Regions from separate parts of the Homo sapiens genome. Here region 2 is linked to region 1. Evidence: read pairs that join two places in POLR2A ChIA-PET (ENCODE). Cell type or tissue: IMR-90. All regions are shown on one strand.

Region 1 (5,000 bases):
GGTTACAAGTATGTTGCCTGAGAACTGGCAGAGATGAAGGCTGGGCTGACATGGGGCAGGATCATCTCAGATGGAAGCCAGAGAGGCAGAACATTTTCATGCAGGTCACTACACATGTTTGACACTAAATTCAAAGTAATGACTGAAGCAACTGGCACCATTTAAAATAACGAGCCAGAGTCATCCACCAAGAAGCTGAAATGATGGCAGCACCATTTTTGTGGTAAGAAGACACGAATCTCAAGGTCAGCGATTCCTATTAAAGGGTGACATCTGCCTGTCATTTCAGGGTGATCTAGCATCTGTGTATCATTCAAGAGTAAAGGAATAGCACTTGATAGTGCAGTGTTGAGTGCCTTACATGTTTACAGCTACAGACTTCTGTTGCACTCAGCTCAGTTCCTCAGTGGCACCAGGGGCTGGCAACTGGCAGCAATTATGGAATCTATGAGATTATATGTCATTCATTATGTAATGGATATTTATCAGTTACTTTGGTAGCCCAGCATCTTCTTTTGCTTGGGACTATATTAACCTGTGTTCTTCTGTAAAAGCTTGAAATGCAAGTTGTTTAGCTATTGAATTTCCCAGATTCTCTTGTGTATAACTTAGGCTCCAATAACCAGATGCAGCTGCCTTGAATTTTGAAATTAAGAATTAGAAGTGCAAAAAAGGCTGGGATGGAGGAACATGAGGATTAGTAATAAGAGTTTTCAGAGGCACAAGAGGAATAACAGTGCAGTGGCTGTAACTGACTAGTGCCTATGGTGGTGGTGGTTGCAGCTGAGGTTTGTAGAGTTTAGAGGTGACAGTGTTGACAGTGGTCTGGTTTTATGGTATGAGAATTTTGGCGGTGGTCCAGGTTAATGCACTAGCTTCCCTTGCTCTTGAATGTTACCCAAGCCTGAATTTCCTGGCAATTATACATTACCTAATACTGTTTCAATAGATTTATTTTCTGCTTATGTCAGCCAGAGTTGGTTTCTGCTGCAACCAATAAAGCTGACTGATACAGGATGCATATCCAGGTTTCAGATGCAAATTGCTTTCTGGAATCAAGTGTGTGACCTATGGTTTGTCATGATGTGTCTCTGAAAGGGTCTAAAACCATTTTATAAATAGTTTATCATCATTGACTTTTAGATTCCATGATGTCAACATCACACCTATAAATCACTGACTAAATTCATATTTAATGTGTACCCACTATGTGCCAGAAATTGTGCCAGACAATAGGGATACGATGAGAGATGGTTCTTTGTTTCATGGTGCTCACTCTTTGAGAAGGGAGATGGGCAAGAAAATGGACAGTTGCAATATACTTACTATGAAAGGACAGCAGCTATAAGAGCATCTAGGAGGATCATCTAACCCAGCCTTGTGCGGGCGGGATAACTATATATAGCATATCTTTGCATGAATGTTCTGCTGTTGTCTTAAATTCATCTTTATTTTCTTCCTTCTTTCCCATTACTTTATTTGCTTGTTTTCGTATTTCCATCATGACTCCATTATTCTCCAAGTCACCTAGACCCATGCCTGGAGGATAATTCTTTTGCCTTCTGTGTTCATTTAGTTACCAAAATTGCAAGTGTGTACATGTGTGTACCAAAATTCCATGTGTGTACATGCAAACCACACCTGAAATAATAGTTTCTTGAAACAATATTTTACTCTATGTAATGGTTTCTATTTTCTATCCCATTCTATTTCATGTTTTTAAAAATGCTACTTTTAACCTATAAATTAATTTCATGACCCACTAGTGTTCTATTACCCATTCTTAAAAATACTCTAATCTCTTCTATATGTTCAAACTGTTACTTCAAACTAGGTCCTTTATTTTTATTTATGCATGACTCCCCCATAGCAAAAGCAGCAGTATCAATAACAAACCCACCTTCCTTCAACACACTTTACCTTAATGTCTAGCCTTCTCATCCCAGGCCAGAGGATCTTTATTTTCTTTTTCTTCATTCACTTAAATTTAGTTTCGTCACTGATATGCCACAGAAACTGCTTTTGCTAAGCTCACAGCTCACAAGCTGCCTCCATATCTCTAAATCCAGTGGATAGAGTCTTTCTCTTGCTGGGCATCTCCCTTCTTCAGAAATCCTTGTTAACACGGTTACATTGATCCCTATCTATTGGGTTTCCTTTTATTTCTCTGTTCTCTCCTTCTTACAAGATCTTTTTAGGCTCATCTGCCTTCATCTGGCTATTCAAAATTTCTCAAGACTCAAATCTGGGTTTTTAAAATCATTCACTAGACTTATGCTCACAGCTTTAATTTCCATGTATATGCTGATATCTCTCAAATGGACATCATCTGCCCCAGAGTTTCTCAACCTTGACACTTGGAGCTAGATGATTCTTTGTTTTGGGGGGCTATCCCATGCATTGTAGGATGTTTAGCAACATCCCTGGCCTCTACCTACTAGACACAAGTAACAACTGCTCCCTCCTCCAGTTGAGATTACCAAAATGTCTCCAAACATTGTCAGTTGTCCTCTGGGGGGCAAAATCATTCCAATTGAGAATCACAGTGCTTCCCTGACCTCTTTATTTTTCAACTACCTAATCAACATTTCCACTTGGATGTTTCAAATACACCTCCAATTTACCCATCAATCCTTGTCCTTTTCTGAGAATCCCTTCATCTAATGTCTTAAGACAGAAAACTAAAAGTTAAGCTTCACAGCTTCCTCTCCTTCTCCCTCACCACCCCAGTATCTATTATCGAGTTCAGTCTATTTAGTCTGCTAAATATCTCTCTTGAATTTGTTCACCTTCTTCCTCTCATCTTTTAACTCTTTCCAAATGATCTTGTTTTTATTAATGTCATCACTATTCTTTCCTTCCAAGCTCGAAATTCTTGGAAATCATTAGAAATTAAAAAACTCTTGGCTCTTTCCTTTCTATGTTCCCCTCTAACTGCTCTGTGCAAGTTTTATTATTTTTCTCCTTAAAAAAAAATCTTCCAAATTTTCACTTTCTTGGTACTGACCCTTGCCACTTCAAACTTGAATATCAATAGCCTTCTCACTACTTTCCCTGGCTCCAGTCTCTCCCCTCCCCTTCTAATACAGCTATAAACCCCAAGATATCTTGCTGAAATTCTCTCCATTATTTTAAAGTTCCATGTTCTTATTCATTCCTCTACTCAATAACCAAAGCATGGATCCTGAATTTTTCTTTGTTTAGATTCTTCAGCTTGATTTTTTATAGTTGTTCCTAATTTGATACCTCCCTATCAGAACCTATTACTAACCCCCACCCAAATATGTCCTCTGCTACTGACATACTGATTTGTTCACCAATATCTTGTCTGGATATTTGCACTTGTTGTTCTCTCCACCTGCAACTCTACCTTCTGTTCCAACTACTGAAGTCATTTTCTCTGAGGCAAGCTCAATAAATCTTTCATCAGCTAATCTAGCCCACAGAGTACCCTTTCCTCACTAATCTCCCATTTAAACTTTTAATCAATACCAAATTGGTTCTCAAATGCTTACTTTTTAAAAAATTTCATGCACCCTAGGTTTTCTACTCCCAACTTGATTGCAAGTTTATTGGAACCAAGGTTCTCATCTTATATGTCATCTGCATTTCCCATTACATTGATCAGAATGGCCAGCACATAGTACATGTTTAGTAAGTATTTTAATAAATGTTGCTAGGTTTCAAAAGCCTTCTAAAGAAGACATAGAGTCTTTTTCAGTTAATTTTTTCACAGGAAATTCTTTTTCACACTTTCCCAGACTTCTTTCTTTTATGGCTTAAACCTCATTGTTTTATTTTGAATTCAAATAAATAAAAACAAAATGCTAGATTTTTATGAACAGAAAAACCTATGTCCTTCTTTCACCTTCTTGCAGTGATGGGTTGTTTTTTTCTAATCTCATTGCAGTGAAGATTTAAATGCCTTTATTTAAAAAATTTACTTTCTTGTTGCAAAGTTTGGGACTGTTCTCTTGAACTTGCTTCTGGAATCCATTTTTTTTCTTTATAAATGAGAAATAAGGAACCAAAGTATCATTGGAAGCCAATTACTCTTGGGGTCAATGTCTTCCGAACAAATATGATCTCAGGAGAATGAGCCTATCTCAGAATAGAAGGCGAAGATTCTGATTAGGCTCCCAGATTCATTTTCTATGGGGTGAGTTTTAATATTTGAAGGTGAGAAAGGTGAACTCAAGCTGAGCACAGTGTATGAAAAAAGACTACTTTTGCTAAGCAAATTACCTTGGAGATGATTCAGCCTTGAATTCAGGAAGAGTTGTGCTGGCTCTCAGAGGAGAAGGCCGAGGGGAAACTGCAGTTTCTGCCAGTGAGATGTCAGTTATCCATTCATGCTCATCAATCAATATTGGATGTCAGAAGTGAAACTGAATGTCCTGATTACCCTGATGATGGCTAGGAAAATAAAGATATCCTGGAGAATGGCTAGAAGCAGAGAAGGCTTTAGTTTAAACACTCTCCCGTAGAGATGAATTCTGCAATACTTTTCCTAGGATCATGGTTAATATTCGTTCTCCAACATTTGTAAAGGAACTCAAATAATTTTGCAAATATCATCCCATTTACTGCATTTTTTTTTTTTGCAAAAGAAATACATGTGCTGGGCTCTTTTACTGATTTTGGATGTAAGTGCACAACTTTCATCTTCAGACTTAAATAACATTTATCCAGTACTTAACATGTGCCAGACACTGTGCTGGTTTTGCAGTTGCAGCTTTCATTCCGTTTCTCAGCAACTTTGTGAAGTAGATATTAGAATTCCCATTTTACAGATAAGATAATTAAGGCTCAGAAAAGTTATGCAGCTTTTCAAAGACATCTCTTAAGAATCAGGTTCTGTTTTTTGTTTTTTTTTTTTTAAGGAATTTACTGTATTTCAAATGCAATACAACAAAACATTCCATTATGGGAAAGATCACAGCTCTGATGGTCTTTACACTTATTTTATAATTTAGTATTTTAAAAAAATCTTGAGTTGC
Region 2 (5,000 bases), 600 kb before region 1:
TTCACATCGTCCCACTAGAAGGCCTTCAGGGGCAGTAACATGCATGGAGCTGTCATCATTTATGATAACAATGCCTCCTTCTTTAGTACTTCCTGAGGGACCTGCCTGAGGGTGTTTTTATAAGTAGAAGGAAAATACTGTAAAATAAAAAGTATGGTGAATAAATCAGTAATAGTTGTTTATCATTTTCAAGTATTATGTACCATACCTAACTGTAAGTGCCTGTCAGTGCAGTGTGTTTGCCTACACCAGCATCACCATAAACACATGAGTAATGTATTGCCCTATAGTGTTATGATGGCTGCGACATCACTAGGTGATAGAAATTTTTCAGCTTCACTAGCACACTGCAGCCTCAGTCTCCTAGGCCTAAGTGATCCTCCCGAGTAGCCTGCGCCACCATGCCTGGTTAATTTGTTTTATTGTTAGTAGAGACAAGGTCTCACTATGTTGCTGAGGCAGATCTTGAACTCCTGAGCTCAAGCAGTCCTCCTGCCTTGGCCTCCCAAAGTGCTAGAATTACAGGTGTGAGCCATTGCTCCTGGCTGTCATTACAGTCTTATGAGACCACTGTTGTATATGCAGTCCATCACTGACTGACACATCATTATGTGGCCCATGACTGTATATGCATTCAGTGCTATAAATTTCCCTCTAAGTACTGCTTTTGTTGCATTCCACAAAGTTTGCTAAGTTATTTTCATTTTTATTTAATTCAAGAGAAATTTTAAAGTATTTTGATTTTGTTTTGACTTGTGTTATTCAGAGGTGTGTTTAATCTCCATGTATTTTAGAATTTTCCAGTTACCTTTCTGCTATTTCTATGTTATGTTATGACAGAGTTTTGATCTGTCGCCCAGGCTGGAGTGCAGTGGCACGATCTCGGCTCACTACAACCTCCACCTCCTGGGTTCAAGCAATTCTCCTGCCTCAGCCTCCTGAGTAGCTGGGATTACAGACACGTGCCGCCATGCCTGGCTAATTTTTGTATTTTTAGTAGACGTGGGGTTTCGCCATGTTGGCCAGGCTGGTTTTGAACTCCCGACCCCAGGTGATCTGCCCTCCTCGGCCTCCCAAAGTACTGAGATTACAGGTGTGAGCCATTGTGCCTGGCCTCTGTTATTTCTAGTTTAATTCCATTGTGGTCTGAAAGCAGATATTGTATGATTTATATTATTTTAATTTTGTTAAGATGTGTTTTATGGCCCAGAATGTGTTTTATTTTGGTGAATGTTCCATGTGAGCTTGAGAAGATGTGTATTATGTTGTTGGATAAAGTAGTCTCTAGATGGCTGTTGTGTCCAGTTGATTGATGGTATTGTTGAGTTCAACTATGTTCTTACTGACTTTCTGCCTGCTGGATTTGTCTATTCCTGATAGTAGGGTGTTGAAGTCTCTAATTATAACAGTGGATTCATCTTTCTGGTTGCAATTCTATCAGTATTTGCCTCACATAGTTTGATGCTGTATTGTTAGGAGCCTATACGTTAAGGATTGTTGCCTTTTTGGAGAATTGACTTCTTTATCATTATGTCATGCCATTTATCCCTGATAAGTTTATTGCTTGGAAGTCTGCTCTGTCTGACATTAGTATAGCTATTTTTGCTTTCTTTTGATTAGTGTTAGCATGATATATTTTTTATCAAACCACTTTCATTAATTTATGTGTCTTTATATTGAAAGTTGGTTTATTGTAGACAACATACAGTTGGGTCTTGTTTTTTGATCCACTCTGACAACATCTCTTTTAATTGATGCATTTAGGCTATTGATGTTGAAAGTGATTTTTGATATAGTTGGATGAATATCTAATGTATTCGTTACTGTTTTTTGTTAGTTGCCCCTGTTATTCTTACTTTTGTCTCCTCTCTTTCAGCCTCTTGTGATTCTGAGCATTTTATGACTGTTTTCTCTCCTTAGCATACCAGTTTTTTTTTTCTTTTTCACTTTTTTTAGTGATTGCTCTAATGTTTTTGCAAGTAATCCAAAGCCCATTTTGAAATAATGACATAATGCTACAGCACTTCACAGGTAGTGTGAGTACCTTATAACGTAATTCTGATTTCTCCCTCGTGTCCCTTATATCATTGATGTCATTCATTTCACTTATGTAAAGCATACATAAGCGTATATACATAAGATATATACATAAACATACATAATTAAACACGCTGGGGCTATTAATTTGAAAAAACTTAGATTAAGAATAAGAAAAATTTTATTTTACCATCATTTATTCCTTTGATGTGCTCTTCCTTTGTTATGAAGATCTGAGTTTCTCACTTACGTTTTTTTTTTTCTCTCTAAAGAACTTTTAAACATATTTTGCAAGGCAATTCTACTGGCAATAAGTTTTGTCAATTTTTGTTTGTCTGAAAAAGTGTTTCTCTTTCACTTTTGAAGGATAATTTTGTGGGATACAGAGTTCCAGGCTGGTGGTTTTTCTCTCTCCACACTTTAAATATTTCATTTCACTCTCTCCTTGCTTGCATGGTGTCTGAGAAATCAGGTGTAATTCCTGTCTTTGTTCCTCTATAGATGAGGTGCCCCCCGTCCACTTCTTTCAGGATTAAAAAAATATTTAATTTTCTGTAGTTTGACAGTGATATGCCTAGGTATAGTCTCAGTCTGTCTTTTTCTGTCTCTCCCTCTCGCTTGGGCATTTGTCCTGCTTGGAGCTTTCTGAGCTCTTGGATCTGTGGTTTGGTGTCTGACATGAGTTTGGGGGAAATTCTGAGTCATTACTGTTTGAAGCATTGCTTCTGTTTCTGTTCTCTTTCTGATATTCAGAAAGAACATCATGTGTATGTTCACTTTTTGTAGTTGTTCCATAGTCCTTGAAGTTCTGTTGTGTTGTTTTCAGTCAGGTTTGGAAGTTTTTATCAAGTTCAGAGATTCTTCCCTCAGCTGTGTCCAATCTAGTAATGAACCCATCAAAGGTATTAGTAATATGTGTTACAGTTCTTTTTGTTCTCTCGCATTTCTTTTCGGTTCTTTCTTAGGATTTCCATCTTATTATGTTGCTCATCTGTGCATGCTGCCTGTTTTATCTATTAGAATCCCTAGCATATGAGTCACTGTTAGTTTAAATTACATTTCTGGCCTAATGCTTCCAACATCCCTGCCATGTCTGGTTATGATGCTTGCTCTGTCTCTTCAAATTATGTTTTTTGCTTTTAGTATGTCTTGTAATGTTTTTCATGATAGATACGATGTACCAGGTATTATAAAAAGAATTGCTGTAAATAGGCCTTTAGTGATGTTAGTGCTGTGGTGGTAAGGTGTGAGAGGGTGGGGGCTGTGAGGAAAGCATTCTTAAGACCTATAGTAGGTCTCAGTCTTTTTGTGAGCCTATGCCTCCGGACTGTGAACTTTACAAATTCTTTTCAGTCTCTGCCTTCCCATCACCCCAACTTAAGTGGGAAAGGATGGCTAGAGTTGGGCATTTCCCTCCCCTCAGGTCAGTTAGGCTCAGATAAAACCCTAAGAGGCTTGACTTTCATTAACAAGGCCCACCCTCAGGAGAAACTAGTTAAGAACAGAGTGCTCAGGCATATTTCAAAATGGTTCATTTTCCCCTTGTTTTGCTGAAAGCATGAGGGAATTTTTCTGATATTTACTGTGAGAACTTGGTTGAGCTCCTGGAGTAAAACTCATGAGTGTGGGGCTGCCTTATGAATGGGTCCTCCTGGAGTTTTTATTTCTCAGACTTGTCCACATTGAGGCTCCAGCAGGTTTTATCAATTACAGTTGAGGGTCTCTCACCCAGGCACTGCCTCCCCCAGTTGTTTCTGCTCATGACTCAGCTCAAGTAAGCTGTGATCCCTGTACTCACCTCTCTCTTTCCTGTGTTGGGACTGTGGTTTGTCCTGTGTTGTCCATCTTTATCATGGATAAAAGAAGAGTTTTAAATTTTTTTTTCCAATCTGTTCAGCTTTTTACTTATTGTTATGATGGAGTGATGACTTACAAGCTCCATCCATAGGGAACTGGATATCAGAAGTCTGACTCTTTTTTTTTTTTTTTTAAAGTCTTAAACGGCCTTTTCTGAAGACTATTAGTGGAGAACATGAGATGGAGAACTTGTTAACTTCAGGAAGCACTGATGATTGAAAGAATGAAATCTCTTGGATGGAATTACTTTTGGGGTTGTCTATCCATTTCAGAGAGTTGTGATCTCCTGTCACTAAGGATGTGTACATTCAGCATCAGTGGGATCCATCAGAATCTTACTTGTATTGGCGCTGTTGAAACACCCTGGCTTGATTTGCCTAAAAATAATTTGGAGAGTGGTTAGATTTGGGGAGGAGAGTTGAGGATGTAGAAGAGACAAAACTGGCTGTGACTTGGTAATTGTTGAGGCTGAGTGAAAGTCTCTAACTTTTCTTTTGTATATTTTGAAATTTTTTATAATAAAAATAAGTAAAAACAATCTCACCTACCACCACCTATCACCATTCTGGCTTTGCAGAAACAACGTGGTTCAGCCTAAAATCAGAGAAACAATGAGGTCTCTTTTGTGAAGCCTAGACCTCTTTAAAATTTTTTTTTTCTTTCCCTGTAGCTTATCTGGGCAGAGTTAGATATCATCTCTGTTATAGTATGCCTAATTTCTAAATAAGGAAATCACTACAATCTTTGGCTACTTGTTTATTACTTGAAATTGATTTTATGATATTTGACTGAAACAGAAACATTTATAAAAATGACATTAGGGCTAGGCATGGTGGCTCACACCTGTAACTCAGCACTTTGGGAATCCAAGGCAGAAGGATTGCTTGAGGCCAGGAGTTCCAGACCAGCCTGGGCAAAACAGTGAGACCATGTCTCTGCAAAAGAAAAAGCAAACAACAGACTAGCCGTGCATGTTGGTGCAAGCCTGTAGTCCTAGCTACTTGAGAAGCTGAGATGGGGGAGGGTCACTTGAGTCCAGGGGTTCAAGGTTACAGTGAGCTATGATTGCACCACTACACTCCAGCCTCACTGAGGGAGCGGGGTGA

What was found. Peaks named below come from ENCODE experiments on the same cell type or tissue, not always from the same donor. Only the 100,000 strongest peaks of a DNase experiment are listed, where the experiment ranks them.
Region 2: POLR2A ChIA-PET joins it to region 1 with 5 read pairs; 2 of 35 experiments call an interaction of 5 or more read pairs at or near these places.

Annotation. Positions count from the first base shown.
Region 1 is chr11:109,308,528-109,313,527 of GRCh38, forward strand. No RefSeq gene overlaps it. Among named protein-coding and RNA genes, the nearest start is that of C11orf87, 110 kb to the right of the region's middle. In IMR-90, no CTCF peak of the experiment used is centred here; no DNase peak of the experiment used is centred here.
Region 2 is chr11:108,710,518-108,715,517 of GRCh38, forward strand. All of the region lies in intron 10 of DDX10 (DEAD-box helicase 10), which reads left to right. All of the region lies in intron 2 of LOC124902750 (a long non-coding RNA gene), which reads right to left. Among named protein-coding and RNA genes, the nearest start is that of DDX10, 48 kb to the left of the region's middle. In IMR-90, no CTCF peak of the experiment used is centred here; a DNase peak (open chromatin) is centred at 3,074; H3K27ac peaks cover 217 bases.